Linked DNA regions of Mus musculus: region 1 is linked to region 2. The links are chromatin loops, found by intact Hi-C in ENCODE. Cell type or tissue: left cerebral cortex. All regions are shown on one strand. Each heading gives the region's core, and the rest is flanking DNA. Links, peaks and the distances in the headings are about the cores only.

The links. Hi-C counts contacts between places; a loop is a spot of excess contacts. Peaks named below come from ENCODE experiments on the same cell type or tissue, not always from the same donor. Only the 100,000 strongest peaks of a DNase experiment are listed, where the experiment ranks them.
Region 1: it touches region 2 in a loop (4-fold over the local background); 24 of 42 quality-filtered maps call a loop at or near these places.

Annotation. Positions count from the first base shown.
Region 1 is chr1:174,442,365-174,458,974 of GRCm38, reverse strand. Olfr220 (olfactory receptor 220) reads right to left here and starts at 10,350. Exons shown (of 1, transcript NM_207694.1): 1 at 9,373-10,350. The coding sequence starts at 10,350. The coding sequence ends at 9,373. In left cerebral cortex, for the core only: no CTCF peak of the experiment used is centred there; no DNase peak of the experiment used is centred there.
Region 2 is chr1:173,443,829-173,460,438 of GRCm38, reverse strand. It overlaps Aim2 (absent in melanoma 2), which reads right to left. Exons shown (of 9, transcript NM_001013779.2): 3 at 7,491-7,611; 4 at 6,126-6,215; 5 at 4,824-5,105; 6 at 590-741. The coding sequence starts at 5,085. Among named protein-coding and RNA genes, the nearest start is that of Aim2, 32 kb to the right of the region's middle. In left cerebral cortex, for the core only: no CTCF peak of the experiment used is centred there; DNase peaks (open chromatin) are centred at 8,589, 9,073 and 9,646.

The sequences.
Region 1 (16,610 bases), core at 3,896-8,895, 1.0 Mb before region 2:
CCTTAATATCTACTACTATAATTCTCCAATCCTTAGGTAGAGCTGAGAGTAGGGAGAGTCCTTTTTGTACAGGACCCATAACTTGCATTTGTGCATTAATGGCTCTTAGGTCATGTAACAATCTCCATTTACCTGACTTTTTCTTTACAACAAAAATGGGGGTATTCCAGGGTGATTGAGTGGGTTCCACATGTCCCAGGTCTAATTGTTCTTGTACTAATTCTTTAGCTGCTTTTAACTTCTCAGAGGGTAAAAGCCATTGAGGCACCTACACCATGTCCTCCGTATGCTACGGAATGGGCAAAGGCTCTTCAGTGGCCCCTAGAAAAAACCCAGCCCTTTCTTGTCTGCCTTTTCTGTGGCTTTAACTGGTGAAATTCTACCTTGCAAAATTTTTTCCAAGACCTAGTCCAGGTATATATCCCATTCCTTTCATCATCTCCTTGCTTTTCTGAGAGTAATCATTAGTCAATATAAAGTTCATAGCTGATAACACATCTCTCCCCCATAAGTTTACAGGCAAAGGGAGTACATATGGTTGAAAAAGCCCTGTCCTTCCTTCTTTATCTTTCCATTGTAAGGATTTTGCACTTATAGTTGGGGTAGCCTCATATCCTAATCCTTGTAAGCTATGTGACGATTGATTAACAGGCCAAGAAGCAGGCCACCACTTACTAGATATAATGCTTTTATCTGCTCCTGTATCCATTATACCTTGAAAGGGTTTTCCTTCTATTTGTAAAGATATGTACTTTATTTTCAAACATACTCTTTCTACCCTTTGTACACTGCTTTTGCATATTACCTGTTTTCTTATGTTGTTTAGAATAACTCCAACCTTGGGTTTCCAATTTTAAGCTAACTTTCTGTTACAATCAAAAGGCTGCCTGCCCCTTTAAAAGCTCCATTTGCAATCAGCCTTCAGCAGGGCTTTTTCAGCTGTACTTGACTCCCAGCCACTGTGCAGCTAACTTGTCAATTTTTGCTGTGCAGACTGAGACTGCTTTTTTATTTTTCAACATGAAACACAGAACAACAATCATTCAATCATCCAAGCAAAAACAAACACGAGTTGACAGACATATAGACAATTTGGTGCACCAAAAAACAGAAAATAGAACACAGATATCCTATTCGAAGCTAAAAATATTTCCATAGGAGCCAGAGAGGAAGCAGGACGTCTCCCGTTTTCTGTCTGTCCCTAGGAGGGCTCTGAAATAGCTTATTTTCATTTTTTTCTCCTTCTTCTAGGAATTCTGCACAGTGGCTGCTTCTAATAGTTACTCCTCTTTCCCTGAGAGCTATCTTTAAGCCTTTGATGAAGGCTGCCTCTTTAGTCAAAGTCCTCGAGAGGAGGGTAAATTGACTTAATTTTTTGTTCTTCATTTTTTATATTATCCTTTATATCTTTATATTATCCTTTGTATCTTTACATTTTATATTATCCTTTGTATCTTTATATTTTAGCTTCCTTTCTTTTTCTCTTTTTATATTTCTTAAGTTACTTATTTTTCTGCGCGCGTCTTCTTTTTTCTTTCTCTCTGTTTCTGATATGCCTTCCTGGTACTCCTACAAAGTCGCTGCCCTTCCTTAACAGCTGGTCCCACACAAACCCAGCAACAACTACCAGACCCACTGCGTAAGAAAGCATACCTCTCAGAGACTTACCTTAATTTCTTTATACTTACCGGTACCACCGTTCCTCAGCTGAAGAGTTCTGAATCCACGCAGTTGAATCCTTCTCAGCAGTCTGTTTTGCAGGAACCTTTATTAACACCGCTCCCCAGCTGAAGAGTTCTGAATCCACGCCGGATCCTTCTCAGCAGTCTGTTTTACGGGAACCTTTATTAACCGCTCCTTCCCCGCGATGCAGTTCTGAATCCTCCCTGTAGTAGGGGGTCTTCGCTCGTGCCTGAAGATGTTTCTTGTCCCGGGTTTTCGGCACCACTTCTTGCGCGCGCTCGACTCGACCAGCAAGAACGACGCTGCAACAGGATCCTTCTGCACACGTTTATTTGGAGAGCTTGATTGCAGAGGCGAAAAGACTTTTTGCCCAGAGCTGGTGCTGCTTTTATAGGCCTAGGAGAGGCGTGTCTCATACCCTGATTGGTTATGCACTAAGCCTCATTTGCATGTTCCTCATCTGATTGGCTACTCTCTCTCAGTACCTCACAGAGCCTCATTATCATACCTCATTTGCATGTCTCACATCTGATTGGTTATACTCTCAGTACCTTACAGAACCTCATTATCATGCCTGGGCCAGGCAGTGTTTTTGCAAAAAACTTTACTGCATATGTACACATTGGTTGTTTGTCCAATCTTATGCATGGTGGCCAGCAGTAGTCAGTGCCACTCAGCAACGGCACATGTGGCTTCCCACAATTATGCTGGTTTAGTAAACTAGTGGTCATAGATACTCCTTCAATGACCATAACTTCACTAGTACTGAGTGGTAGCATGTAACAAAGTTGCAAATATATAATTATTTTATCTAACATCTATACTTTTTCTCAACCCTTAAATACAGACATGCAAACATTTGTTAAGAACATTTTACTATATGCTCTATATAACACAAAACAGGAGAATATATATGTATACAGTATATACATTAAATTTATGTAGTATCTATGTTAAGGGCATTTGTATAAACATATTTCATATCCTATAAGTCTTCTTATTGCTGTAACAACGTATCTGAATAGAGTTAAGGAAGGAAGAGTTGATTTGGGGACACTGTGTGTATGGTTAATCTTGGTGGGGCAGGTGTGGTCACAGGAGATGAATACTGGTGTTCCACTTCCTTTCTTTCTCAAACGTAGTGAAGGATCCAAGTCCTTGGATGATGCTACCACCATTTACAGTGGGTCTCCCCTATCAGTTAATCATCTCAGGGAATATTTACACACATGCCCAGAGTTCATAAGTCTATCCAAGTTGTCAGTGGATATTAAACATCACACAGACACACACACACACACACACACACACACACACACACACACACATACATACACAGAGTCTATTTTATAGGTATTTAAGCAACATGATCACTCAAACCCAAGATGAACAACTATAGTACCCGTGGACGTGTCAAAGTGAATGGAAAAAGCCCACAAGGCCTCAATCCTGCACAAATAGCTATAGGCAACAGAGGAAAGATAGGAATAGGAAAGGCAGCTCTTTCTAGGGAAGAGCACACCCATTAGATGTCCAGTGCCAAATGGTGAGTTCCAAAATCACACATGCTAGCAGCATGATACAGATTGAGCAGATTATATTTAGGAGTATATATGTATACACCCATACATAGATACCTGCATTAACAACTAGTGACAAAAGAGGCCATGAATTTGGAGGGGAGAAGGAAAGGCTATTATTCAGGGTTTGGAGTGAGGAAAAGGAAGGGAGAAATCTAATTATATTATAATCTCAAAAATTACAAAGTGAAAAATATTTCAAAACACATTTATTCCTGCATGATTATATGAAGCGGAGATAGTTTAAATACTCAGGAAATAAATAAGTGTAACCATAAAATATAGTATGGAATAAGTTTCCAATGGGGTGAAGCAATAGTGAGCTGGCAAAATTCCAATTATGGGATAGCTACAGTGCCTAGCTTCTCCCTGGATTTGTGCTAAGTCCTGCAGCACTGCTGGGCTTCAGTTTCCTGGCACTGAGGTGTTCTGTCTGCTCGCCAACAAAGATGAGTAGCTATGATATTATGCCTTTTATTTCCAGTGCCTGAGAGCTAAACTATTGGGTCCTCAAATCTATTTGAATCTTGCTAATGGATTAGATAAGGATGCTCTCATTCCATCAATATTTCAGCAAACTTTTCCTGAAAAGAGAGAGCTGGTAAATATTTTATGCATACTATAAGGTCTCTCCTGTATTCTGGTGTCTTTTATTGATAATCAATCAATGGATATGGCTGCCTCCCAGTGAAACTTTGTTTACAGGGTTAGAGGTATATGCAGGTCAGTGATAGACTCCTTACCTACCCTTCACTAGGCTTTGGGTTTGAAAACCAGTGCTGTAGAAAAAAATATTCTTTTTCTAATTGAAGTTATTTCATGGCATGATGAATATTTTAAACGGACTCAAAACAATAGAAAACAAAAACATAATAATAATAATTACTTTTATTGAAAATCAATTTTCCGTGCAATATATTCTGATCACGGTTTCCTTTTCTCTAATTCATCTGACATTTTCCATGTCTCACCACCCACCCAACTTCACACCATTTTTTCTCTCTCATAATGACTTTGAAAATCAGAGACTCACTATATAGCCCTGGATAACTTAGACCTCACAGAGTTCTGCCTGCCTCTGCTTTCCTTTTTAGTGCCGGGATTAGAGGCATGTGCCATCACATCCAGCAATAAGAGTGTTATTATAAAAACTTAAATCACAGCAAAACAATCAGTGAGTCACTGTTAGATAATATGTGGTCCAGTGCTAATCAATATGTTATTTAGATAATATGTGGTCCAGTGTTAATCAATATGGTATACGATCCATAATGAAACTTTAGGTTGAAAACAAAATATTATTATAAAGCTAGATTGATTAGCTTTGAAATTACTAAGGAACCTAATTAAGTATTTTATAGATTTTTAAATATTTTATTTATTTACATTACAGTCATTTCCCTCTCCTTGGTATCCCCTCCAACAGTTCCTCATCCCATTCCTCCTCCCTCTTGCCTCTGATATGGTGCTCCCCCCACACCACCAGGTCTCCCCCTTCTCTGGGGTCTCAAGTCCCTTGCGGATTAAGTGCATCTCTCACTGAGGCCAGAACAGGTAGACCTCTGCCAGGTATGTGCCATGGGTGTCTGTATGCGCCTGTTTGGTGGCTCAGTCTCTAGGAGCTTCCTGGGGTCTGGGTTAGGTGAGACTGCTGGTTATCTATGGGGTCGCTCTTCCTTTCAGCTTCTTCAATCCTTTCCTTAATTCAACCATAGGAGCCCCCGACTTCAGTCCAACGGCTGGGTGTAAGCATCTGCCTCTGTTTCAGTCAGCTGCTGGTAGGGCCTCTCAGAGGACAGCTGTGCCAGGCTCCCATCTGTAAGCACATCACAGCCTCAGTAATAGTGTCAGGCCTTGATGCTCTTCCCCTTCTTGAGATGGATTTCAAGTTGGGCTGGTCACTGCATCTCCTTTCCTTCAGTCTCTTCTTCATTTTTGTCCCTGCAGTTCTTTTAGCCAGGAACAATTCTGGGTCAGGAATTTTAACTCTGGGTTAGTAACCCTGTCTCTCTACTTGAGGCCCTATCTACTGGAGGTAGACTTTTCCAATTCCCTTTCCCCAGTGTTGAGCATTTTTGGCTAAGGTCACCCCCAATGAGTCCTGAGAGTTTCTCACCTCCCAGGTCTCTGATACTCTCTAGAGGGTCAAACCCTCCACGCCCCCACCCCACCCCCACCCCCGTCCCCAAGGCTGCTTATTTCCATACCCTCCCTCCTATATCTGATCCTGTTCCCCCTTTAGTCCCACCTTCCCACTCCCATCCAGGTCCCTCCCTCCTTCTGCGATCTTGAGTTCTTTATATATTTTGGATATTAGCTTTCTGTCAGATGTAAGGTTAGGGAAGAAGTTTTTTCCAAGTCTGTAGGTTGCTGGTTTGTTCTACTTTACCTTTCTTTTTTCTTTTTCTTTGTTCTTTGTTCTTTGTTCTCTGTCTCTGTCTCTCTGTCTCTGTCTCTCTCTCTCTCAGTCTTTTTTACCTTACAGAAGCTTCTCGGTTTCATGAGATCCCATTTATCAACTGTTGATCTGACCCACTGGTGCTCTGTTCTGGAAACTTTCACCTGTGCCAATGAGTTCGAGGCTCTTCCCCACCCCACTTTCTCCTCTATTAGATCCCATTTATCTGGTTTTATGTTGAGGTCCTTGACCCCACCTGAACTTGAGCTTTATGCAAGGTGGAGCTTTGTGCAAGGTGATAAATATGGGTCTATTTTAATGTCACCTCAGCTCTGAGAAGGAACTCATTACGTGGAGAATTGACATCTAAAACGAAAGAAAAAGAAAAAAGAATTTTCTCTTTTGCAGTACTATATATAGAAGAACTGTTTTGCTCTTTGATAAAATTAGCCACCATTCATTCAATTAAAAGTCGAGAAATTCATGAAGGAGAAAAGCTGTGTGCATTAATAGACTTTGTTCTTCTAAGTTCCCCTTGAAGTCTCTATTCTTAATTAAGCTTTCAGACTTTTTTTACCCAATGGCATGGGTCCAAAAACTTAATGAAATGTATCTCTAGGTTTCATAGGAATGAAACAACACCTAGAACAAACTCCCTTTAGAATTAAATGCCAGACTATTACAAGATGAGGGCCTAGAAAATCACCTTTGCACACAAATGGGAATAAGGAAGGCACAACAGAAAATGAGTTCTTAGGAATTGACAGCAAATTTTTAAATGGGTGAAACATACTTTTGAAACCAATTAAGTATTGTCATTTCTAAACTATGTATGCATGCATATTGTTTTGGGAGTGGAGGAGGCATTTATGCCATAAAGTAATGTTCTTTGTAAAAATCAATTAAAATTTTGTTATGTGTTGTAGGTATTTTGCCTGCATATGTTTGCCCACCATGCATGTTCCTGCTATCCATAGAGGCCAGAAAAGAGTATCAGATCCCCTGGTAATGAAGTTATAGACAGTTCTGAGCCTATTCTGTAGACTCTGGGTATCAAACCTGGGTCCTCTGTTAGTACAACCAGTGCTCTCGACTGTCGAGTCATCTCTCTCTAGCCCTATAATGTATGTTCTTAATTCAAGTATATAAAATTTTCTGTAGAAAATAGTACCATTCCTAATGGATTTATCAAAACAAGATTTTCAGTGATGGGAGATGACTTATGGAGTAAAGTGTTTTCTGTGGAGGAGTAGAAATTGTATTTCAGACCCCCAAATCCACAGAACCCAGGTAAATGTGGGAGCCCACTTGTTATGTCAGCATGTGGGAAGTGTCTGGGTTCAATAAGAAACCCTGACTCAGACATAAGGTGAAGAGCAACCGAGGAAGACACCTGCTTTCACCCTCAGGCCTACACACACACACACACACACACACACACACACACACACACACACACACACACACAAGCATACACACACACACACACACACACAAGCATACACACACACACACACACACACATACACACAGAGGAACATATATCCTCTCATCTATGCACACACACACACCCACACCACAATACATACACCATGCACACCCACACTATATACACATACACATGAAGACATACACCATGTACTTAAACTCCACACACACATACACAAACACAGACACACTACACATTTATACGTACTACATATAACACATATACAAATGTACACACGTTACACACATATACAGCATATACACATATACAAATGTACACGTTACACACACAAAAATTCTTTTTATAAAATGTTTCTAATGTTTTCTGAGTAATACATTTTTCTGTTGTCTCAAAGTATTAATAACAGACATGCTAATTTGGGGCAATAATATCATATACTTGAAATATTAATGTAGAGGCTTAATTTTTCAGCTATATCACCAATATTACTTGAAGCAACTCATTTGAACATACTTGCACGCACGCGCACACACACACACACACACACACACACACACACACACACACACACACACTACTTAATAGTGGTGCTGTTTATAGGTTCATAGTTGTGCAAAGTGAAGAATGGTAGATCCTGAAGACATTGTACCATGGACATTGTCTCTTGCTTGAGAAGAGCAATAGTTTTCTCCAAGCAGTCTCCCATTTCAGTATAGACAGCTTTTGAGAATAATGATATTCTATAATATGAACTTAGTGATAATTTATTAAGTATTTTGTGTCTAGTTATTCATCTGGGTATTTCCATTTCTTTTAATTTATTTGTTTTACACATTTATGAGGACTCAAAAGTTACTTTGCCAGAAAACCTCAGGTATTCCTAAAAAGATTTCTGTGAATTTCACCGGATTCAGCAAAAGTATTTTGAAATCAGGCCACTTTGGGGCTTTATCTACCTTCAGAACAAAAATAGCTGCTTGGAGGAAAAGCACTGTGTACAGTTAGACGATCCAGGAAGAATCCTACAGCTTGCTCACATTGTTACCCTGTTCTTTCCATTGTCACTAGTTCTTAATATATGTAGAAGTCTAGATTGATCATTTATTAAGAGTTTTTACTATTTAAAACATGTTGGAAAACCAACTATTTTAAAATATTTTTCAGGAAAAGACCCACAAAAAAAAAAAAGGAAAAGACCCACTAAAGTCCTTAGGATTTCATCTGTCCAAATTATGTATATGCCCTTATTATGTACTTCCTCTTACATATCATAGCATAAATCTAAATTTACATTTGCTAGTTACACAAATTCAATTTCCAAAACCTATTACATTTTGAGGTATTAAGATCAGAAATTCAATATATACTCTTCTGTAGAGCACAATTCATTCAGTAAATGCTATCTAAATAATTTTTATTTGTTATATTTATATTGTTCATATATCTTCCACCAAGGACTCAGTCTTTCAAATATACTTGAGAGGTCTGGGCAGATTGGCTCATGGGCAATGTCCTTGTTGCATAAGCAGGAGGACCTGAGTTTACATCTCCAGCATTTATATAAAAAAAACAGGTATTTATAATGCCAACTCTGGGAGGCAGAGCTAGGAGAACTCAGAAATTCTGGTCTATCCAATCATTGACCTCCAGATTCAGTGACAGGCAGTGTCTCAGAAATATGAAAAAGAAAAAAGAAAAAAGAAAAAACAAAAAACAAAAAGCAAAAAACAAGGGTAGTGGAAGGTAGTTGATGTTGCCTTCTGGACCCCACAAATGAATGCACTTATTCACACGCCACCCAATATTTGGACAGGTGATCATAGCATCTTCATGTACAAATTTATTTAAAAGGATTTTGAATGAAGTTGTAATATACGCTGTAAATATGTTTTGCTTTGTTTCGTTGAATTTTATGTATAATTTTTAAAAAGTCTTAGCAGTACTGTGTGGCTGATGAATAAATACAGTCCAACTTAGGAAATGCACAGTGGCCATCGACCTAAGTATACCAGAACAAAAATTTTAATTTTAATTTAACTTTATTTTTATTTTATGCATATGGGTGGTTTGTGTATGTCTGTGCACCATGTGCTTCATGTTGCCAGTGGAGGCTAGAAAAGGGCATTAGATCTCTTGAAACTGGACTAACAGAGGGTTGTGAACTCCCATGTGAGTGCTGGGAATTGAACTGAGGTTCTCTAGAAGCGTATCTAGTGCTCTTAACTGCTGAGCTATCGCTCCAGTGTGATTCTGTAAATTTTTTAACTACTAAAATCCCCATCTCCCCCAGAACCACTTCTATTGCAAAGTATAGTCTTTTTTAGGGCCATTTTTACATCACGATTTCTCAAACAGTATATGATGGGGTTGAGAAGGGGAACAACAACAGTGTAGAGAACTGACACCACTTTGTTTGAATTGTAGGCATACATGAGCTTAGGACGGGCATAAGTAAAAAGTGTTGTGGAGTAAAAAAGAGTTACAACTGTCAGATGAGAGGCACAGGTGGAGAAGGCCTTTTGACGACCCTGAGCTGACGGGATCTTGAGAATGGTGACAAGGATGATGGCATAAGATGTCACAACCACACAAAGAGGGACAGCAATGACCATGAGGGCCAAGAAGAAGTCTACTAGCTCTGCCTGAGAGGAGTCCTCGCAGGAGACATTGAGGAGTGGAGAGATATCACAGAAGTAGTGATTGATGTGTGGTGTGCCACAGTAGCGCAGTCGAGCTATGAAAACCATCTTGATCATGGCAGTCATGAGCCCACAGAACCAGCATCCCCCAGCCATTACTCCACAGAGCTGGTTGGTCATAATAACAGGGTAGCGTAGTGGATTGCAAATGGCTACATAGCGATCAAAGGCCATGACAGCAAGGAGTATGTACTCAGTGCAGACAAAGGTCACAAAGAAGTAAAGTTGTGTCATGCAGCCATTGAATGAGATGCTCTTGTCCTTGCTGAGGAAGTCTACCAGCATCTTGGGACTGATGACAGTGACATACCACATCTCTAGGAAAGAGAGGTGGCTTAGAAAGAAGTACATGGGCTTGTGCAGTTGCCCATCACTGCGTATGGCCAGGATGATGAGAAGGTTCTCTGCCAGTGTCAGCAGATAGGTTACCAGGAAGACAGAGAAGAGCAGAAACTGGAAGGCTGGTCGTGATGGAAATCCAAGAAGAACAAAATGTGTTGTCTCAGTCCAATTGTCTACTTGCAGACCCTTGATAACCATGGCTGGCTGTGTGCATAGGCAACGTCAGTTCCTTCTGTGTCCCAAGAACTACCCTGAGATTGATTAAACTGACAACCTGCCTCTAGCAATTAATCCTAATGAGAGCCTTCCTGCTTTTATGTATTTGTGTCTACTTGAATTATGAACTGAAACTCTTGAGCATCAATTAGGTATAGGGAGTCTGTATTTTGAGTTTTAAAATATTAGCTTATGAGGTGTGATTTGTCCAGGTCATAGAGCAGTACAATTAGACCTCTGGAGTCCAAGCACTGTGCTTTTTCAGCATATCACTGCTGGGCATAAGGCAGGCCCTTTGCATCTTTATATCACCCTTTCACTATGGTCAAAGCATCCCTTGTATCCCAGTGTAAGAGAAGTAGGAGATTCAGTTTCTCACTAGGTGTAATTTGTATGATGAGGAGGTTAGTTTCAGTCTCCTACTTATCTGCAAAATAGAGACAGATTTGTTTAACCTAAAGTATTACAAAGCAACAGTTGTACACACCTACAGGTTCATATCAAATAAAAGTGCTATATGAACACTTACAACCTTCTCAGAGGATAAAGTTGGATGAATAATTTGATGGACATTTCTTTCAATCCAATCCACTGTATAGCCATCTCGATGGACAATATGACAAATATAGGTTTAAACCCCACCCTTGTTGTTGTCTAGCTAAGAGAACATAGCATATAAGCTTTCAAAAATATTTGTTATTTTATTTTTAGGTAAGCATCATAGGATGCCATCTGCATTTTGTAAACATCAAATGGGATTTAGCATTTAAGTTCCTATAGGTATCTACTGCTATTTTTTCTTTTTTTTTTTTTAAATAATACTTTCTTTTTTTAATATTTATTTATTTATTATATGTAAATACACTGTAGCTGTCTTAGACACTCCAGAAGAGGCATCCGATTTCGTTACAGATGGTTGTGAGCCACCATGTGGTTGCTGGGATTTGAACTCAGGACCTTTGGAAGAGCAGTCGGTGCTCTTAACCCCTGAGCCATCTCACCAGCCCTGCTATTTTTTCAAAGCTACTGTTCTTAGGCCCAAATCAACACACATTTTCTTCTCTATAATTTGCCCCTCCCCATCTTACCAATAAGAAAACTGAAAAATGAAATGGTGAAAATGTCAGCTATTTGTTAATGGAAAAGGAGGAAGAAATTGACAGTTTTCTGAATGTTAAAGAACTCATTGATTTGGGAATGATAGTACAAAAATCTTTTCTGTTAGTAGGACTTCTTTTCTGGTACTTAAGCCAAGCATGGCCCCTCTCAAGGATGGGCTGAGACTTCCTCCAGAACTTCTCAGAACAGAAGCAGTCCCTGGTTTCCAGCACTTTTACAATTTGTCCTTTTTTTTTTCCTCCAGTCATTCCTGTTCCTTATTTCTCAACATCAATGTTTTTAGGGCATAAATATATAGAACAAATCAGAGAGGGCCATTTCCTGAAGCAATGGTCAAACAGAGAGGGGAGGGGGAAGAAAGAGAGAGGAGAGAGGAGAGAGGAGAGAGGAGAGAGGAGAGAGGAGAGAGGAGAGAGAGAGAGAGAGAGAGAGAGAGAGAGAGAGAGAGAGAGAGAGAGAGAGAGAGAGAAACTGCTGAGCAAATTTAACATTTGTTTTATGCTGGAATGCAATTTTCTTTAATTATTTTTGCATTTAATCATTTGTGGGTGTGCATGCATTCATGTGTGTGTGTGTGTTGAAGTCACAGGAAAATCTACATGAGTTTGTTCTGTCTTTTATTATGTGGATTCTGCAGATAGAACTCCAGTCATCAGAGATGAGGTGGCAAGAATCCTGCTGGCCCATCTCATTGATCCAGGATATAGTTTCATATGCGCATACATCTCCATGCATACATAAAAGCAAAAATGAGACATTGATGACCACAGTCTAATCTTCACTAGTAGAACTGTGGTGTCAGTAGGGATTACAAATGTGAGATTTAGGAGTCCTCAGATTTTTCTTCATCATCTTTTTTTCTTTTAATCTCTGAATTCAATTTCTATTTGTCTTTCTTTCTCTACATCTCCATTTAAATCATTCCTTTTCGACTAACAAGGGTTTGCGTTGCTGTTTGGGGGATGATTTTTGGTCTATGCTAGTATGTTTCAACTTCCAGATCCAAGTGCTTAGGTCAGTTACTGCACACATTTTTACATTCTAGAAAATGACAGGCAAACCAATGAGGCAGCATGCACTAGCTGGTGCCTATATGTATATGAGGTTCCTGATACATATGTAGCCAAGGACTGCTGGATCTGGCCTCAGTGATAGAAGACACACCTAACCCTCAAGAGATGTGAAGCCCCATGGAGTGGGGAGGTCCGGTGAGGTGGAGGTGTGAGGGGTGGTGGGGACATCCTCTTGGAGACAGGGGAGGCGGAATGGGATGAGGAACAGTTGGAGGGCAGATCGGAGAAGGATAGCGACTAGAGTGGAAAAAAAGATTAACTAATAATAAAAATAAAAGGAGAAAAGAACGTGTGTTATTCTGCAAGCATTTCCCATTGCCTCTAAAGAATCATAACAGACAATATAGTTCTAAGCTGGCTCTAGGATATCATCCAACACACAAAGAACACAAAGGAAATGCTTTCATTGAAACCATGTCACCCTCATTCCTTCCTCTTTGATACCCAACAGCAATAAAGATGTCCAGACACGTGTTCAGAACCAGAGATAAATTAACATAAGACACATGGAAAAATAGACAGAAGAGAGTATCAGACAGTATATCAGAGTCTGTCTGAACCATTTCTTCCTTATACCGTGAGTCTTAGCTCTGAGATCTTTAGTCATTGAGTAAAATTAATAATTAGAAGTGCAATATCGTTGCATTGAAACTCTAACCTATCATAGTAAATAGAGGTATAAACTATGGAATTAAACTATAATATTGGAATATATATAATTGTTGTATTTTGATCAGCAAGAAAATGAATACATGAACTGAGAGAATGTTTTATCAAAGATACACACAATGTAAATATACTAAGGAGTTGAGGCTCCAAATCTCCAGGGCTGGCTTGTTTGAATCACATCCTACCAGTTTCTGAGACTAGAGAGAGAGAGAGAGAGAGAGAGAGAGAGAGAGAGAGAGAGAGAGAGAGAGAGAGAGACTGTGACTTTCTTACTGAGTCGCCTCGCCTCCAGAGGGTGTTCTGCAGCAACCAAGTCCTGGGGAGGTTGTGTCCAATGCATGAAAGCATCACCACTGCTGAGAGCTGCCTCACTCTGCGTATCTGAAAGCACACTGATGCCATTCCCAGAGAACTCTGCAGTCAGGGACTTAGCAGGAATATGTGTCATGCTCCCCAATTGATCTAGGGAATGTTCAATATTTATCTCATAATGACACTGCTAGTAGCTTACTAGCCTCAGTGACAGAATTGAGATTAAATAATCAATATACAATTGCTTTAGTATATGTATATGTGAGGATAAATGGTATTAAGTGGGACACATACAAACATATATGATGTGTGTGTGTATGAGAGAGACAGAGAGAGGGAGAGAGAGACAGACAGACAGACAGACAGACACGCACACACACACAGAGAGAGAGAGAGAGAGAGAGAGAGAGAAAGAGAGAGAGAGAGAGAGAGAGAGAGAGAGAGAGAGAGAGAGAGAGAGAGAGAGAGAGAGAGAGAGAGAGAGAGAGAACCTCAGGCTCCTGTCTTAGCCTCAGGAGTGCTGTCGCCTTGGGTGTTTATGACCATCTCATTGTCTATGTTTTGAGACTGAACCTTAAGTTCTATCTTTAGTTTTCATAGAGCTCTATATGAGAAAAAAATTTAAGAAGTAATTAAAGGCCTGAAATGAGAATCAAGAGCTAGAGGAAATTCCCAAATAATAATATCATAAAATCAATGGTATTTATCTTTAGGATTTTTTCTTTCTAACAGAGAAGACGATTTAAGATGATTTAAGATGTTAGCGTTTTCTCTAAAGTTAAATGGCTATATGTTGCCAGAGTAGCCATTTGTTAATGATTATGTACCAGTCCCTAGTAATCTTCAATCTTGGTTATCTTACATATTTAATTAAATTAAATTAATTATACAACACAATGTCAGTTCTATGGGAAAATCACCTTAACTGATTGTTTTATTTCAATAGAATTATAAAAATGCATTGCACAACTTTTTTTTGCTTTATGTCTATTGTATACCTATAAATGTATGTATGGGTGTATGTGTGTATGTGTGTGTGTGTGTGTGTGTGTGTGTGTGTGTGTGTGTGTAGGTGTGAGCACGCATGCACAGAGAGACACACATAGCTAAAGAAGTAAAAGGGGGATGTTAAATATTAGCTACATGAATTTGGGGACTGCATGGAACCAGATAGTTTAAAAGATTTAAAACTCTTCCAAATTTATGAATAACAAGGCACTGACCAATGTTTCTACCCATCCTACAAGGGATGGAAGTTTCAGTACCTAAAACAATATCACCAATTAAGAAAGAGTCTGTGGTTGGAGGTCATAGCCTTTCTCTTCAGAACACAGAGATTGCACATTTTTGAGTCCATGATCTGTGTCCTGGGGTTGCATAGGATGTTGTTATTCTTTCACCAAAGCACCGATTTGCTTTCTGAAATCAGAACCATGCGTATCTAACATTCAAATGCCCCACCACGTCTGGTCAGCATAGGAACTCCGTCCAATTTCTAAATATAATTAGGGTCTTGGGTCTTTTTGTCTGAGATCATTCTTACAATGATACTTAGGCCATTTCATGAGAGTAAGACCAGAATGCTTCAAAAAGCACTTGTAGGGATTAAGGCTTTATTTTATCCTGAAGACAGGGTGGGGAGTAATACCTGCCCTTGAGCCTTCCACCAGTGAAGAGGAGAGGCTCTGCCTCTGATTTCCCAGAAGAGGGGTGGCAATGGTCTGCCTCTACAGGTAATTAACAAGAAAACCAGGATGATAATGCCCTTAGAAAGAAAAATGTTTTGTTGTTTGTGAGCAAATGATGGCCAGAAAAGAAATTTTATTTGGGCAAAATTCTTGAGATAGCAATTATTTTAAAATTTCCACATGAGCTCTGTGAGGATGGATTAGTGAAATTGTAGATAAGAATATCTCTACAGTGGGGACAACTAGTGAGAGATGTGACAGATAATCTATGCCCAGTCTAGTTTTTTACCAGGTCCCATAGGAAAGTAAGAGTAATGTATGCTAGTCTGAGGTAGACTATATGTCTTGAGTATTAAATGGCCAGACATTTTTAAATGGAAGAAAAACATCCCCGTGCTTCCAAATCAGTGTGAGGGGATACAATCCCAATGCAGCTCTCCTTTCACAGAATTCTTAGCAACAATTCTGGTTCAGGGCTTTAGTACGTAAGTTTGATTCAGGGCAGAATAATTAATTACCTGTCATATAGTGATCTCATCTGATTAGCTTAGTTTTTACTGAATTAGGTTTCAAAACTGTAGGGGGGGGGATATGCATACACCCCTAAACCACTCTAGTCTTTGTAACTTTTCAACACTACAGGATTTGTTTGCAATAATTATTTTCCCAAGAGAGGAAAGTGGCTAGAATCTCGTGATCTTATTTTGAACCCCATTAATCTGTAGCATATTCTAGGGTTTCTAGTTGAATATAAATGTGACTACATGATGCATTTTTGAACAATCGATACAGAGGAAGGGCAGACTTTCCTTCTACCTCTCCAGTACTATAAATAACAGTTAAATAGTCGTCTTCTACGAAGTGCAGTAGCTGGCCTCTTACTTGATAGCTGCTGCCCTTATTTAAAATAAAAAGCATGCACATATACTCACACCTCTAGTAGTCCTCATGCATGTATTCACCCTGGTGCTGTCACGTGTTATTCTCCCCCCTCCTTCTGAAGAAGGGAGGCTTGCACATCTACAGACCAGGATTCTGACTTTGTAAGTCAGTGGGTTTAGATGACACAACACATGGATTTTAGTAGGATAGGTGACACGGTAGCTGGCAGAGCCTTGTGCCCATTTTACCTAGAGTGGTTTTTCATAGGAAAAATTTGAAGCAACAGATTTAATGACACCCAACAGCTCCTAGTCCCTTGGATTTTTCCTAAGGCTTGACACAGCTGCTAAAGAGATTTCTGTTTAATTGCTCTGTATATATGTGACATTTCCTCCTTACCATGTTGTAACACTGCTCATCAAAGGCTCAAACAAGATAAACTATCTTTAAAGTAAATGAATTAAAAATCCTGATCAAGTCTCAATTTAAGAAAAGTAAT
Region 2 (16,610 bases), core at 6,868-11,867:
TTACAGAAAATGAAATTGCAGATGCTTGGTGGATTTTGTGATGGATCCCTATATGCTGCTCTGTCAGGACTAAGGGACAAGGACTCTCTTCCAGTTTTATCCCCTCTGCTACAAAGAGTCATTTCATGACAATAAGAGCAGGCACATCGTGACTAAAGGGACTGTGTTTTCCAACTACGTTGCAACAATCCTGAAGGGCATCCCTGGACCCTAAGTCTCCTGTGGAACAGGTCAAATTCTTTGCTGCAGTTCCATTGAACTAGAAACTTTCCCCATCCCCTCATCCTAAACCTCCTCACAAGAACTGATGCTGAGAGCAACCTGAAACATACTCACTGAAAAAGGTCCCTGTCAGAGTTTTCGTCAAAGAGAGGTTAACATAGCAACAGGTTATCATGTCCAGAGCATGGCAGAAATTAGAAGCTTCCTGGGCATGGACGCTGATGAATAGAAGTGATTTTTCTTTTTGTAATGCAGACATATCTCTCCTATCGTAGCCCGGTTTTCCTGATTTGTATGCTCAGAGATAAAGAACAGAAGGCTTCGAGTGCTGGAGGAGAGGGATAGTGATAAGAGTGTCACTAGCCACCTTAGCTTGAGGACAGACTTCTGTAGCAGCCTGTTCCTTAAAGTCATTGTCACTGCGGGTGGCAGAGGCAGCAGAGCAGTTTTCAGCTTGACTTCTATTTTCTACCTTCTGTGTTCCTCTCTTCTTTGTATTGGTCATGAGTTTACGTTCAGCTGAAGGAGAAAAAAAAAGGAGGAGGGTGAGAAGAAGAAAAGGAGAAGGTGAAGGGGAAGGGGAAGAAACAAGTAACAGATACATTAAAATCTATGAGTAAGCATGGCTGAGAATTAGAATTCTCGTTAGAATTCTAATGTTAATTAAAATATCATTAAAATATCGTTAATTTTTAAGAAGAAAATTAGAAGGGAGACAACAGCAGGGTGATAGATTAGGAGTTTCCCATCTTCAGGTCCTCACAAGAACATGACACAGGACTATGCACAGACAAGGCACCTTGGGGAAATCTCAGAAGGTAACAGAGGTGCCATCTAGAACATTAAGGCTGAGAAAAGTTCCTCTAGAGGTAGAGAGGAATGTTTTCATTTTAACTGTTTTCTCCTTCCCAAAATGGGAAAGTACCATGTAGAGAGAAGCCCACAGCCCTACACCTCCTAAGGTGAGGATTAAGGACAAGGAGTGTGCATGTGGCACTCCGGTAGTATGCAGGCATTGTAGAAGGCTCACTCTCATCTCATCCCACCCCATGAGAACTGTTGAGTACATTGGCAAGACTAGAATAATGGAAGTCAGTTAGAAATAAACAAAATAAAATGGGTCTTCCTGTGACTGATATGTGGTCTGCCTTGTGGAGTCACCCAATCAAAGAGAACATCCAATAGCATCTTTGCTAGCTTTGAATCATAGCCAACTTTCCACTTGTCTTACTACACTGTAAAAGGCATACACATACGCACATGTGTGGAGCACAGAATCCGAATCTGCCTGAACTCCACTGTGGAATGCTGACCCCACCCAACCTGAGAGCAATGTATCAGGCTTCCTGAAGATTATAGGTAATTTCATGCACACAGATGTCTTTGAAAGGAATCATCTGACCTAACCCAGCCACAGCCTATTGAGAAAATCACCCTACTCAGCCCCAGTGTTTGAAAAAAAATAAAAAGGCTTCTTGTTAAAGGCAATTGTGTCCGATATTTCTTTGGAGTAGAGGACCTGGTCTCCTCAAGCCTGGTGACCAAGAAGTGATGGGACTGGGATGAGTTTTGAGCTTAGCCTGTGGTTCAGCATGAGCCCAAACTGGGGGGAAAGTCTGTGATTTTATTCTATATATGGGTGTGTGATATGTGATGTATGGTGTATATGCGTGTGTCGATGGAGTGTGTGTGTGTGTGTGTGTGTGTGTGTGTGTGTGTGTGTGTGTGTGTGTGTGTGTTTAGTCTCAGGTCACACCCATTCCAAATGTCCCAGGAGCAGCATCCTTCCTATCCTTGGAACCCAATCTATCGCCATGAACAAATAGAGAATCTAAGTAGCAACGCTACCCATTTAGGACCTACATCCTGCAAACTTACTTAATTAGAGACGATCAAAGACTCTAGCTAGCAGCTCTATTGGACTGCTAAGCCCAGTTAGTGACCCTACTAAACCATGTAATGTAGATAATGTTTTTATTTGACCACAGAACACAAGCAGCAGCTTGGTCCAATCAGAAAACCTGAGAACAAGGTGTCTCCTTATAATTGATACCAACTGACATATGCATAGCACAGCCTGGGGTAAGAATAAGGGGGTTGTGAAGGAGAAGAGAAGTAGAACAAAGACCCAAAAAAGTTACTGCTTTCTCCTCCTCAAATGTGCAGGCACCCATCCAACATTTTATTCTGAAAAGGAAACTTCTTGTCCTGATTTTTAAGTGACCATCTATTAATATGGTCAGTGTTCAATTACTTAAGGAACTTATAGGTAAAGATGTTATAAGAACCTTTTTACGTGTGGTTTCCTCACAGAATCTGAAACATTCAGGGATGTTCATGGATTTAATTTTGTTAGATATCAAATCATGTAATGTATATGACTAACAGTTGTCACATAATAAGTATTCTGTCACTCTCTTTCAGACAACAGGAAGGAACTGAGTCTTGGTCAGGAATCCTATAGGGACCTTTATTCTTGTAGGCATGTCTAATCTATGGTCCATGAATCACATGTGCCAAGGACAGCTCTGAATGCAGCCCAATGCAAAACTATAAACTTCTTAGAATTTTTTGATCACATTTTTAACTCCATTGTGCTGTTATGGTGCATAAACTTTGGAAATGCTAGTGGCCTATGACTAATACCAAAATGACCAAATATGCTTGCAAGAAGTTCAACTGATCGTCCAATGGTTAGTGCTATGACATTTTTATTTATATTTTGGATATTTGCACATAAAAACATCCAGTCTCTGTTGACAGCACAGGAGAGGAGAAGAGAGCTAAGGGAGCCAAAGGGAATAAACATGTCACTCTGTTCTAGCCTATCAATCATACTGACCTTTTAAAAAAAATGCCATTGAGAGTGTTGTGTGGAAACATTTGGAAAAGTCATCTTCCCACTAGATACCTCTCGTTTCATTTAATAATTCAATGCACACTTTTCCTCTATCTAAGATCATTATACTTGGAGAATTTCCTTAGGTTTGCTTGGGTTTGTCATGCTTATTTAACCTCATAATTTTTCACCTGTTCTCTTGCTCAAGCCTCAACTAAAGGTCGGGACCCTGTTATCATTCTTTAATGACATCGTTTAATTTGTTCAGATACACACACATACACACACACACACACACACACACACATACACACACACACACACACACACACACACACACACACACACACACAGTTTTCATGAGGCAAGGCCACGTCATGCTGAACATTTACCAGAAGAAACACAAGGCAAAACTGCTGGGAAACAAGCCAGAGATCAATGCTCTACCGTAGCAGCCACTGGCATCACTGACACAGCTGTGGTCAAGGCAGGCTTGAAGATGACTTCAAGTAGCACTTCCAAGCTGCAAAGTGCCTAAACTGACTTCTAGATCAGCAGTCACTCCTGAGTTTTCAACCAGGTCTCAAAGTAGATCTTTTGAGCTAATCAAGCCGATAAAACCCCACCATTATTACAGAAGTAAAATAGAGGAAATTTTTTTAAGTAAGGGGGCTTTATATCATCCTATCCAGAAAAAAAAAAAAAGAAGCCATGAATAGGAATTAATTTCGGGAGTTAAAACTAAAACATGCTATCAGGCTCGCTTAGTTCAGTAGATGAACAGTAGTGACTGGAGCAATGATGTGTTCTTACTGCCACTGTGTGGTCAAATGTAAGAACTACACTTTCTGTCCAATGTCAGCTACTCTTAAACTAATCGTGATCAGGCCTTGCTCTAAGTTCCTCAAAGTCACATAGCATCTTATACCTGTATGTGATTTTTACCCTTACTTCATCACTTAGACGGCGTATAAATAACCCTCTGGAATCCAAGCCCCTGCTGCTGCATCACACACATCTCCTCGGCAAGCAGTTAACATTTTGAAGCTTCTGTATTACATAGTGTCCCCAAACCACTGCCTTTGGAATCTCTCATTTTAGGGACTCCCTTGATGAGGTATACTTTCATTGGCTCTTATTAGTCATTTGAACCCCAAGGACATCCCAGTTGTTCTTAAGGAGTAATTGGAAACTTAACGACATGGCATATAATTTGTGGAGAGTGAGAGCTGGTTTATTGAATGCAAACACGTGCTTTGTGTCCTGGAAGTTCATAATGTCGTCTATGCTAGAGATAAAGGAAGGATTAGAAACTCCATGCAGTAGAAGCGCAAAGGCTTCCTTAAAAAGGCCAACTGGGACCATGGCAGGATGGCTCAGCGCGGAGGTGGATAGTCCATGGCAAAGTTAAACAGTTCTCTGGTTTGTATGTTCAAGGCTGTGTTTTCTTCATGTCACAGCCAGGCAGGCCTTCAGCCAAGTGTGAAAACCTTAAGTACTGTGTAATGAGACCTTGGACATTAACACCGACCTGCCATTTCCGCAGTTTCTGCAAGTAGATTGGAGACAGACTCTGGTGAAGAGAGAGACAATGGTGGCAGCCCTGACTACCGGCATCAGACACGGCTAAGGAATTTGTAACATGCTGTTTAGTGACTCTGGGGGGTGAAGGGCCTGGTGATTAAGGAAATTAATTTCCTACAATACAATGTAGAAGGGTTTCATTTCTCTCATATCATTAAGGGAGGGCACTCCTACGCACCTTCTTTCTTTTTCTCTTCAAGAGCATTTGCAATATGCATATAATTCAACTTCTGGAAAATATTAATGGCCTTGGTCACTGCAGACGCCGCACCTGCACTTTGAATCAGGTGGTCAGCTAACTCTGTCCTATCTGCCACGTCGAGTGTGCTCCTGGCAATCTGAAACTCAGTCAAAGCAAAGTACTTGAACCGTTTCAGTTCTTCCTCCGTGATGTGGTCCAGGCCGGTCAACAACAGCATTTCCCGGTACTCACTCTCCATCTCACAGTCCCAGGATCAGCCTGAAAAGAAACCTCGGCCGTAAGATTACAGCACTCTATGCAAGTCTACATTCAGGACACACAAGGTAAGTGGTTAACAAGGCATACCCAAGATGACAGAGCAGGAGGAGAGCATTAGGTGAAACGTGAAAAATGAATCGCTATGCAAGATGATCAAAAAAGGATACTTTCAAAGGGCATGTGGTAACCTAGGAATTCTTAGGGTTCCTGACCCCTGCAAAGTGTAGAATATGGCACAGTGTGTATACTTCAGGCATATAACTTAAAATTTAACATACATATACATGAAATATATTTACCAGTTCATTCACTTGAGGACCATATTTTGCTGTCCCATCTCTTCAAATTCAAGATCAGAAGATTTTTCTCCTGTATTCTTCTCTAGAGACTTAAAAGGTTTAACTTGTATATCTATGACCTATTCTGGATTCTTTTGTATATGGTATAAAACTATACAAAGATCCTTTTGTGCACGTGGCAAAAATTTTCCGTGATTGTATGGAGAAGACCATGTCTTCTTTGTTTTCCAAAAAAATTCACTTTCCCATATATGAGTTGGTCTATTTAAGGATTCTTTCCCTTGTTCCTTAATTTATCTCTCTCTTAATTTAGGATGTATGTGATATTCTGAATGGGAACATTCAATAAAAAGAAGATGTCAATTTGTCAATTAATAGACAAACTACATGCAAAATCTCAGAGAAATCATGTAAGGATAATTCTACATCTGCATGCAAAGCTAAGGACAAAAAGATACCAAATATGTTAAAATATTCACCAAGTAACACTCTGCCGACTACCTATAAATGCTTTTAAAGACTTAATAATTAGGGAAGTCAAATGGTAAGCAGAAAAATGTCAGAATAAAATCAGAACCACATATACAAAAAACATGGCACATAAACAGTATGAATAAATCTGAAAGAAAGAATTATCAGCAAAGAACAGTATTCAGAAAAATTATGTGGGAGATGATAATAATTGATCTTTATCTTATATCACAGAAAAATAAATACTCACCTAGATACAATAGCTAAATAGGAATAGCAGTACAGTTGAGAAACACTGGATTTTTTTTCTTCACTTTACATTGAGAAAAAGGAAAACTTCCTAAACAATATACATAAAGGACATGTTAGGGAGGCAAGAGTTATTAAATTTCATCGAAAACATAGTCTAAAATTCTGCATGAAAATACAAACAATGCAAACATCAACAAAAAGGTCCAAATTGGGATTGTACCGCCTCCAGTGTCTATGATGAATAAACGCCTTGTTTTCAAATATGTGAAGAAAACCACATATCTGTGAGAAATTGTCAACTGCCTAGGTGAAGAGTGGTGAAAAGAGATGAACAAGCAGTGTGCTTCAGTATGTGATGACGTTGTGTAACAATATCATTAACACTGCTAGTAGTCTGTTACTTTGCAGTGAACAAGGTAGAAGAAATAAGACCAGAACAGGGGGATTCATGAGAAGAAAACAACAGGTCAAAGACCCTCACATTTCCCACCACTGCAGACTATTTCAATGAGCTCTATAGACTACAGTTAATGAGACCTTGCCACTCTCGGTAAAAACTGGGCAGGTAAGGAAGAGATCAGAGTATCTCTGCTTACGTGGGTGGTGCTCATATTCAAAGCCCAAAACTACCATAAGCACCCTTTCCAACTTAAGACATACAATACACCCAGAATAGCCACAGCGAGGAGTCTGCACCAGGGCACCAGTCCCTTCGACAAACGGGAAGTAGGAAATCTCCTCTGACTTAGTATGTGGAGGATGCTAATCACCTCAGCATGCTTTCTGCTGGTCTGTGTGAAATTTTAATCTTTCTACACCCATCTTCGATAAAAACATAATCACAGTTAATCACACTTTATATGAAAAATTAAGACATTGATTCCTCCAAAGGTTGTTTATCTTATTTACATACAATTTTTCATTTTACTATAGAATAAGTCTTCAAAAAAAAGTTGTAAACTATTGGTTGAGACGAAAATGAATCTCAGCAGTAGAGCCCTTGACTCCTATGTGGGAGGTTCTGGGTTCAACTGAAAGGACCAGGAAATACAGCCACAGTGAGGTGCTGGGTAGAGGGTGGATTATCAGCGAAGGAAATGCACTCCAATCCTCAGGGCCAGCAAGAGGTGCAGCTGCAATCTGAGAGTACAGTGCTATGCCTCGCAGAATGCATATGCCAAGTGCTCGCACAGGGAGCCTGAGAGATGGAAAGGGTTAAGAAAGACATATATGATAGGCTGGCCTCTTTCTAAACAGGGAGGGCTGTTACACTATGTGAAAGTGCCCTTTACGGCATACCTGGAAAACACCAGCTCTGCAGTAATTGTTGGTTCAATTTGGGATTTGAGGCACAATGACTTACCTGACGCCACCCAGCTTCTAAAGGATGACTATGCGGCCAGACCTCAAGTCTCCTGAATCAAGTCCTCTGTACTGTCTTGTTCCCACTGCCTTTGTATTATTCACAGAATGGGCAACAATACCTTTAAATTAAAAAACAAAACAAAACAAAACAACAACAAAATTCTAACGTTATTGGCTGTTATTCGAAGACACACATTCCGTAACTCTCTTAAAGTATTAATAATGATATAATAATTGCCATCTTTTCCCCTTGTCAAAACCATTTATCTCTCTTCACTGTGTGTTGGAATAAATTAAACCCACCCTCTCTGTAGATTTCTACTCAAACTTCCCTGCATATGTATTATAAAACTAAAACTGGCCCTGTTCCTCTCTGTTACCACAAACTGTTTCGTTTTCCTCTCTACTTGTCTACTTAGCAATCCAGTAGTTTTTTGGTTCACATTCTGTGCTGGAATAAAAGTGGCTTGTGGGCAAGGACTCTGTTGTTCATGTCTGCAGTCCTGGCTCCTAAAATAGCATCTGCAATACAAGCATTCAACAAACATTCATTGACTTTTTCTAAGTAAAAATACAGTTCTAGGTGTCTTCTGGGCTGGATTCTGGGTGCTTTTAGTTTGACTAAGAAGCCCAGTTGAAAGGTCACAGAACAATATGGCAGGAAATAAGAACCCCTAGCAACCATCTTCCCACAGGCACACAAATTTTGATTAGTTGTACAGAGCCCAACCCACCCTCCTAACACCTAAAGAAGCCATGTGAGAGACCATCCTGTCTTGGTTGCATTTGATAGTAAGACAAGACACAATGAAGAAATGGGAGGGAGAGATTTGTCCATGTTGACACTCCTCCACATTCACAAAGGGGGGTGGGGGGCAGAGAGAGACAGAGAGAAGGAATTCATCCCAGGCCTTAGTCTTTAAACTCAGTACGAGGCTATCATAGCGAAGTATCACTGCTTGGAAGAATTCTATAACCCCTTCCCCCAGGCTAGACTGAGCAACTGGAATTGTGTAAGTCAGTCTGCATGCTCACTTCCTCTATCTCTTCTCCTTGGATCTGGGTCAGACAGAAGGATGAGCAGAAAGGTCTCCACCCACAGGCAACATGGCCCAAATCTAGCCCAGAATTCTGCTCACTGCAGTGGGAAGTAGCAAGAAACAGAAAGTAACGCCTTTTAGACCCAGGCCACATCTCATAGATGAAACCTCCCTCCCGACATACACTAGAACTAAGCAATTGCCTACATGCCAGTGGGACTGTCTCAAGCTTGCTTAGATCGTTACCAGCCTGGCAGTGAGAAAGGGACACACACCCTACTCTGACCACATATTTTCTCTGCCTGTGAGTCCCAGGTGTGACACAGGTTAGTGTCGCCCTTGGTGGACCCTAGATTTGGGTATCAGCTCTCTTCAGGTTAGTGTTATCAGACAGATCATCAAGCACAAATTATCAAGATCATTTGACATGACTTACCACCAAGCAGGGACTTATACCCTACTGGGATGTCATATTTGGGCCTGTTTGTCTACTGGGATGGCATAGACCTGGGTGCACTCACCATGAAATTCAGAAAGAGAAACAAGAATTCAAAGCTAACTCACTGGCCACTGCCAATAGCAGACCTAGCATCCATGGGAAGTGGGTGTTGAGGGATTGTAGCAAAGGAGAACACATGTTTCAGAAGCTAAGAAAAGATCACTCTTAAAGTTTTTTTTTTTTTTAAGAATCAACTGTGTCTCTTGTTTGTTTTGCTATAAAGCTACCTAAGGTGAAGGCTACAGATGTGTCATGGGGTTAGCCATGTGGGGTTACGGGTAGCAAGAAGAGCGACAAGGAAGTGGGATGGAAGTTCAACACAAGTCTTGCTGTAAAAGGGCCAGAGAAATGTGATAAAAGACAGGGTAGGAGGTGGGATAGGAAATGGAGAAAGTGACTTATAATTGCTCACTTGATCTCTTTTCTAACATGAGAGGAATCAGTCTTGCTTCATGCTGATGAGAATGTTCTAGAAGGGGGCGAGCTGTGGTATAGAAGAACAAAAGGAAAATTGCTCCTGGGAGTGAGCCTGAGGATGACTCCTCTGGAGTACACCTTCTGAAACAAAGGAAAGCCACTCTCCATTTCCTGCATCTGACATCTGCTGTTAGGGACAGACGCCCACCTTCCTCATGCCAAGATTTCTCAATTCTTCAAGGATCTCCAACCGTGTTCACTTGCTGCCTACGGCTGACAGCTAGACAGCTAGACAGACACAGACTCAACTCCTGGCTCTGCCATTTATTGGCTGTGTGACATCTGGTAAATTACAACCTTATAAAGTGTCCATATCCTCAAGTGTAAAATGGGGAAAAGGTGAACATCTCCATTAAATGGCTACTGTTATAATGCCATGCTACTGAATCAGGGACTTGTAACAGAACCATGTGAGACTAATCACTGAGTCAAAGCTATTAATAGAAAAGTGATAGACAGGATTCAGGGTAGTGATAGTGTACAAGGAATAGAAACTTAGTTTGGGATGGGAGGTGAGGGCTTGTGTTAGGAACTGGGAAAAGAAGGTGGAGGAGTATTTTTCAAAAACTGTTTTGAAAAGACCGAAGACGAAAAAGATGAGGAAAAATTGACATGCAGGCTTGGTAGCTTGCAAGCTGGCTGACTGTCTGGGCTAAAACAGAGGGCTCAGGGGCAGATATGTCAGATGGGAGGCTCCCAGAGCTGGATGAGGGATTAAGTCACTAAGATACTGGGCTACTGCCCGAGAGGTACCTCGGGGACCTTGCATGAGGAGCTGCAGAAAATGTCAGTCTCCTAAAAAGGCTGGCAGGAAATCTTTAAGAGTGACTGAAGCTCAAGAGAAATGAGTCCAACCAAGAGACTCCAGGGGACAGAGCTGGAGTGACAGTAAAGAAAATGTCTGCTTTGAGAGCTGATAGCATGTGCTCATGCTCAAAGCCTCAGAGGATGAACTACATGGCTGGTGCCCTCAGTCTTCTCTCCGGTGGGACAACCATAAAATCACCCAACACTCTTACTTTGCTTCTCATCCCTTGTTCCCCAACAAGTGTGTGCTGCCTCCATCTGGCACATGAAGCTGTTTTCCAGTACTGCTGGTAAGCACAAGACCTTTGCCCCAAGGCACCACAAAGACTCCCATGTTCATAGCTGGTAGGATCCCAGCTCCATTAGCTGAGACAGTCTTCGTTTCATAGCCACAGAAGATAAATTCTTATAGATGCTTCCTGTTAATTCATCTCAAAGTTAAAGTGACACAAAGAAAGAAATGACCAAGAAGAGTCTGTAAGGAATGATAACAGATGAGTTGCTGATACTTGTATAGCAAACAGACATAAGGTAGCGCTTGATTTTTGACCATTAGGACCTTCTCACTATGCTTAGAGGGCAAAGATAAGAAGAAATACTTCAGGCCATGCTGATCTACACAACAAGTTTGACCCTAATGTCTATGCTATATGAGAGCATATAGCATATATGTCCAAAAACCCAACCCAACCAAACCAAAACCAAACTGAACTGAAAGATTTGCTGGTCTCAAACAAAATGCATATAAAATCCTCCATCTTACCTCAAGACTCTTAAGCCCAAATTCAGAGCTGTTGATGTGAAGATCTCGTTTCTAATACAAGGCATCAACAATGATGATACGCATGCTTACTGTGACAGATCAAATGTGAGAAGGTTCTATGTGTTGAGTAGCTACCTGAAGCCATGAAAGTGGAGACTCAATTAAGAATATACAGTGACAAGTTTGAGAACAGTTCTAACAGAAACAAATGTCAGAATCCACGAGGGCAGATGAAGAACCTCTATCCATGCTTTGCAATCACACAGTCAGGCAGGAAAGTGATCCCTTTGAACTCTCACTTCAAGACTCATCCCTGTACATCCACAAATGTAGCCTCAATGAGTCATCTTTATCCAGCACATTCCATACCCTTCTGTGCATTACATTTCCTCACACGTGTAGTCAACCACCATGGGAACTGTATGTATTTAAGACCAGAGAGTACTCTGATGGTCAAACTCAATTCTTAACTTCATGAGATCTAGAACCACAGGGATATGGACATCTCGGGGAGATTATTTTGATTATGTTAACTAAGGTAGGACGATCAGACTCCAGTCCCTGGTCTGGGATCCTGAATGTGGACACAGTGGGAACAGCTGCCTGAATCTCTGGACACTGTGACTCTCCTGACTCTCCTAATGTGATGGACTGCAACTTCAAATGCTGAGTCCAAATTAACCCTTTGTTCCCTAAATCGATTTCATTGGGGGAACTTTATTACAGCAATGGGAAACAGAAATGGTGCTTCAAAGAAAGAGACAAGGCAAAAGGTAAAAGAAAAATAGTCAACAAGACATTTAGACAGAAGTTACAACAATGAAGCAATCTGAAAAATGTGATAATGAACGGATTAACAAAAGTATTCTTTTCAAAACAGTTTGTGAAGGCCATCGAAGAAATCCTTTTAAAGTTAATGGGGTGCTAAAGAAAGCCACTGAAGAACACTTTGTATGAGTGTAAAGTGGAAGACAATGAGATGGAGAGAAGAAAAATAAGAAATATAGACTGTGTACTAGAATGAAAAATAGCTATCTAATACAGATTCACACAAAAGTGAGCAGAAAAAAGCAGGAGAAACAGAGAAATACTGTCTAGGGTCAGAGATAAAGCTCAACAGAAGAGCTCCAGCCTAGCAGTGCAATGCCCTAGAGATGAACTCCAGTCCTTCCTAACAAATAAAATATGGTCTATTTGGATGAACCAGGGGATAATAAAGGCACATTGATTTTGTCTCGGGTTTTAGATTTTTTTTTTTTAAACAGACTTGACTTTACAAAGCAGCTTCAGGTCCACAGCAACACAGAGCTAAAGGTACAGACAACCCACGTGTCCCTGTCCACCTCAAATACAGTTTCCACTATTGCCAGCATCCCCAAGTGGAACCTTTGTTAAGATTAAGAGACATCAACTGACACAAGTTCATTGTTCAAAGTCTTCAGCTTGTATCAGGCTTTAGTCCTGGAATCAAATATGTCTCTATGTATGAGAAAATGTGTAAAGATGGGCAGCCACCAGTACAAAGAGGTTTCACCGACCTTAAGCACTCATCAATCTCTGTCTAATCATGATAATCTACCACTAACTGGCAACCAGTCCCCATCTTTCACCATCTCCATGGTCAGAAGTTACCATGCATGTAGAGTCATATATTATCCAGCCTTTTCTAATTGTTCTCTGTCTCTGTCTTTTTGTCTCTGTCTTTCTCTGTCTCTGTCTGTCTCTCTCTTAATATGTATTTAAGTTTTCTTTGTAGGTTTTTTTTGTTGTTGTTGTTATTATGCTTTGTTTTCACAATTGAAACATTACTTATATTTGGTGCTGGATAATATTCTGCTCTCTGGAAAAAACCAGCCTTTAAAATTTCATTTTTCCTACTGGATAGGATACCATTTTGGTTACTCCCAGGTTTAGACAACTGTCACTAATACTGCTCTAAGTATCCATGCACAGGTTTCTGTGTGCATGGCTTTTTAGTTCTGTATATCGCCAAGGAGTGTGATGGATAGTGATGTATAGTCAAAGCAGAAGTGGCTTTATACGAACCCACCAACATTGTTCCACCTTGCATTTCCTCCAGCAGCGAGCTAGTGTTCCTGTTGGTTCATGACCTTGCTAGTACATGGTACTGTCAGAGCTCTGGATTGCAGCCAGATGGGAAAGGAGGGTGTGACGTCCTTGCTTATGCTTTATGCCATTGCTAATGACACATGAGACAAAGCATCTCTTCACTTAGTTGTCTGACATTCATCTATTCCCTTTGGTAAGGTGCCTGTTAAGATATTTGATCCATTTATTAATAGACTTCTGGGTTTTTCACAACTAAAATGAGTTCTTTATGTATTTTTAACATAAATAATACATCAGACATGACCTTGGCAAATATTTTTTAATTGTTTCCTTGCAAGTCTTTGAAATAGCAGAAAATTATAATTTCACTGAAAATTTTACTTCTTTCAGAGGTTGTGGCCTTTGAAGTTTCATTTAAAGCATTCACCATATATGCAGGTTGCCTAGAGTTTCACATATGCTATCTTATAAGAATTTTTTAAAAGGTTTCACATTAATTAAATTATTTATTTAGAGAGAAAAAGATCGACAGAGAACAAGGGTGAAAGCAAGAAAGAGCTAGAGATGGAAAGCAAGAGTGATTGAGTGGGAAAGCAAGCAAGAGAGAGAGGGAGGGGTAGGAAAAGGGGGAATGGGAGGGGAGGATAGAGGCAGAGGGAGGGAGAAAGGAGTGGGGAGTGGAAGAGAGAGGGAGAAGGAGAGAAGGAGAGAGAGGGGTGGGGAGTGGAGCAGAGAGGGAGGGGAAGAGGACAGGGAGAAAGGGAAGGAAAGAGGGAAGGAGAGAGGGAGAGGGGAATTGGGAGTGGAGGGGAGAGGGAAGGGGAAAGGAAGGGGAGGGGGAAAAAGAAGAGGAGGGGAAGAAGCATATTTGTATTCATGCCACAGTGTCCACGTGGAAGTCAACAAATAACTTGCAGGAGTCGGTCCTCTCCTTCCTCTATGTGAGTTTCTGAGATTAGACTCAGGATTGGCAGCAATCACCTTTACCTACTGAGTCATCATCTCCCAATCCTCTTGGAGAATTTTCACAATTTTGCATTTTAAGTTTCCATCTGCATTGATGACCAGTTTCCTGGAATTATCTGCTACAAAGAGAACTTTCTGCCTTTATCAGAGAAACTCTCTTCTTCAGCAGATGGGATATAACATACATACAAATATACAAATATGGAGACCTGCTGTCAAGCATTATCAAGCCAGTAAGAGACTTTGGAACTCTCAGCCCTAAATGTGATGTCTAGGTAAAAATCCCTCCCTGAAAAGTTCAGAAAAGCCCACAGAAGAGGAGATGGGAAAAAGGTAAAGAGCCAGAGGGATAGAGAAAATCAAGAAAACAAGGGCCTGTAAATCAGCATGATCAAAGCTCATATGAACTCACAGAGACTGAAGCAGTATGCATAGAGCCTGCACATGTATATATTATTCTGACTTCCACTTTAGGGCTTTTATGGGATTCCATAGTGTGTGAATGAGTGTGTCTCTGATTCTTGTGCCTTCTCTTGGGCTCTTTTCCTTTAGTTTGCGTTATCCAATTACTATGTGTTAGTCTATTACATTACTTGACGTGACATTACAGTCCCTTAGAAGCATGTATATTTTCTGAGAGAAACAGAAAGGGAGCAGATCCATATGGGAGAGGTGTCTGGGAAAACTGGGAGAACTAGAAGGAAGGTAATTTGTAGTAAGGAATTATTATATGAGAACAATTATGTTTGCTAAAAGGAGGTAAAGGGGAGAACTTTTACTCATTTTATTACTTTTCCTACTTCATCAAAAACAAATCCGATAATCATGCTTATTTGGGTCCCTTTTATTCTGACCCATTGGTTTTAGATAGATAGATAGATAGATAGATAGGTAGGTAGATAGGTAGGTAGGTAGGTAGATAGATAGGTAAATAGGTAGATAGGTAGATAGGTAGATAGATATGTGTGTGTGTGTGTATATATATATACATATATGTATATATATATGTATATATATATACTTTAAATTTTTTTATTCTTTATATATGAGCCTGTATGTTTATGTGTACCTCATATATTCAGGAACTGTGGGAACCAGAAGAGGGCATTGAATATCCTGGAACTGGAGTGACAGATGGATGTGAGTGCTGGGAACACAACCAGGGTCCTCTGCTAGCGCAGCACACATGCCCAGCTTTGTAAGTGTGCATTCTCCCACCACGGTCACACTGTCTCAGTTTCTGCAGCCCCATTGTTAGTCTTGAAGCTGGGTAATGTCAGTCCTCCAAACTTCTCATTCTTCAGGATTGCATAAACGATTCGAGGTTTCTTACTTTTCTCTATAATATTTAAAATCAAAATTTGAGTATTCATGAAATCACTCATTGGAATTTTGCTTGCATTGAATATATAGATCAAGTTCAGATGTGACTCACGAATGGTACTGAATCTTCTCCGTGAACATGGGACATGTCTCTTCTTTTTTCTTCAATTTATTTTTTCCATTTTTGTGGTTTTCTTTTATATATATATTGCATATATTTATTTAGATAAATGCCAAGGTACATCATTTCTCAGGTGATAACAAGTTTTCATTTGAAACTTCTATTTATTTATTATTATTCATATATTTAAAAGGTAAATGACTTTTGATGTTTGGTTTGGTTTGTGTTGTGATTGTTTGGATTTGTGATTGTTTGTTTAGTTTTTAATATCATCAAGGTTTCTACTTCACAGAATTCCTACTTGCTGAGAACCTGACCCTGAGCCAGGCACTGCAACACATGTAGTGCAATGTGGAACTGTGATAGGCATCCTATTTTGGTTGAATGGGGCTTGCTCCGGTGACCCAGTAGAGAACTCTACAAGGGACAGAAAAGTGAGCCACATTCCCAGAGCCAGGTGCCTGACACCACAGAGCCCCCAAACCCATAATTCTGTGACTATCAGTCATGCAGACAATGTCCCAAGCTTCTGGCATTCTGGCTAGACTCCACCCCCACAGTTACCTGACTATACCCAGGTATGCTACTCCCCATAGTTACCTGGTAACAACAGATAGCCCAGTCCACTATAAGAGGGGCTGCTTGGCCCCTCCTCACTCGCTTTAAGCCCTCACCTTTCTTACTCTCTAGCCCTCCTTCTCTCTCTCTCCCTTCCCACCTCTCTCCACATGGCCATGGCCAGTCTCTCTTTTTACCTTCTCTCTTTCTCCCTGCCTTTCTACAATAAAGCTCTAAAACCATAGACTGTCTCTGCTCATCAATGCCCGCCATGCTTGAACAATGGGATACACTTTCTCCTAATGAGCCACGTCTAACTTCCTGCCAGAAGGCCATCCTGTGCTCCAGCCATGGACTGGACCAAGGACTCTCACCCGTGTGGGAACCATCAAGCATCCTCTCCCCCTGTCCTCTCCTCCCTTCGACCTTGAAGCTGACCAAGCCACCTGGGGCCCCCCATTTGTTCTCAGCTCTTCTGCAGTATCCAGCATGGG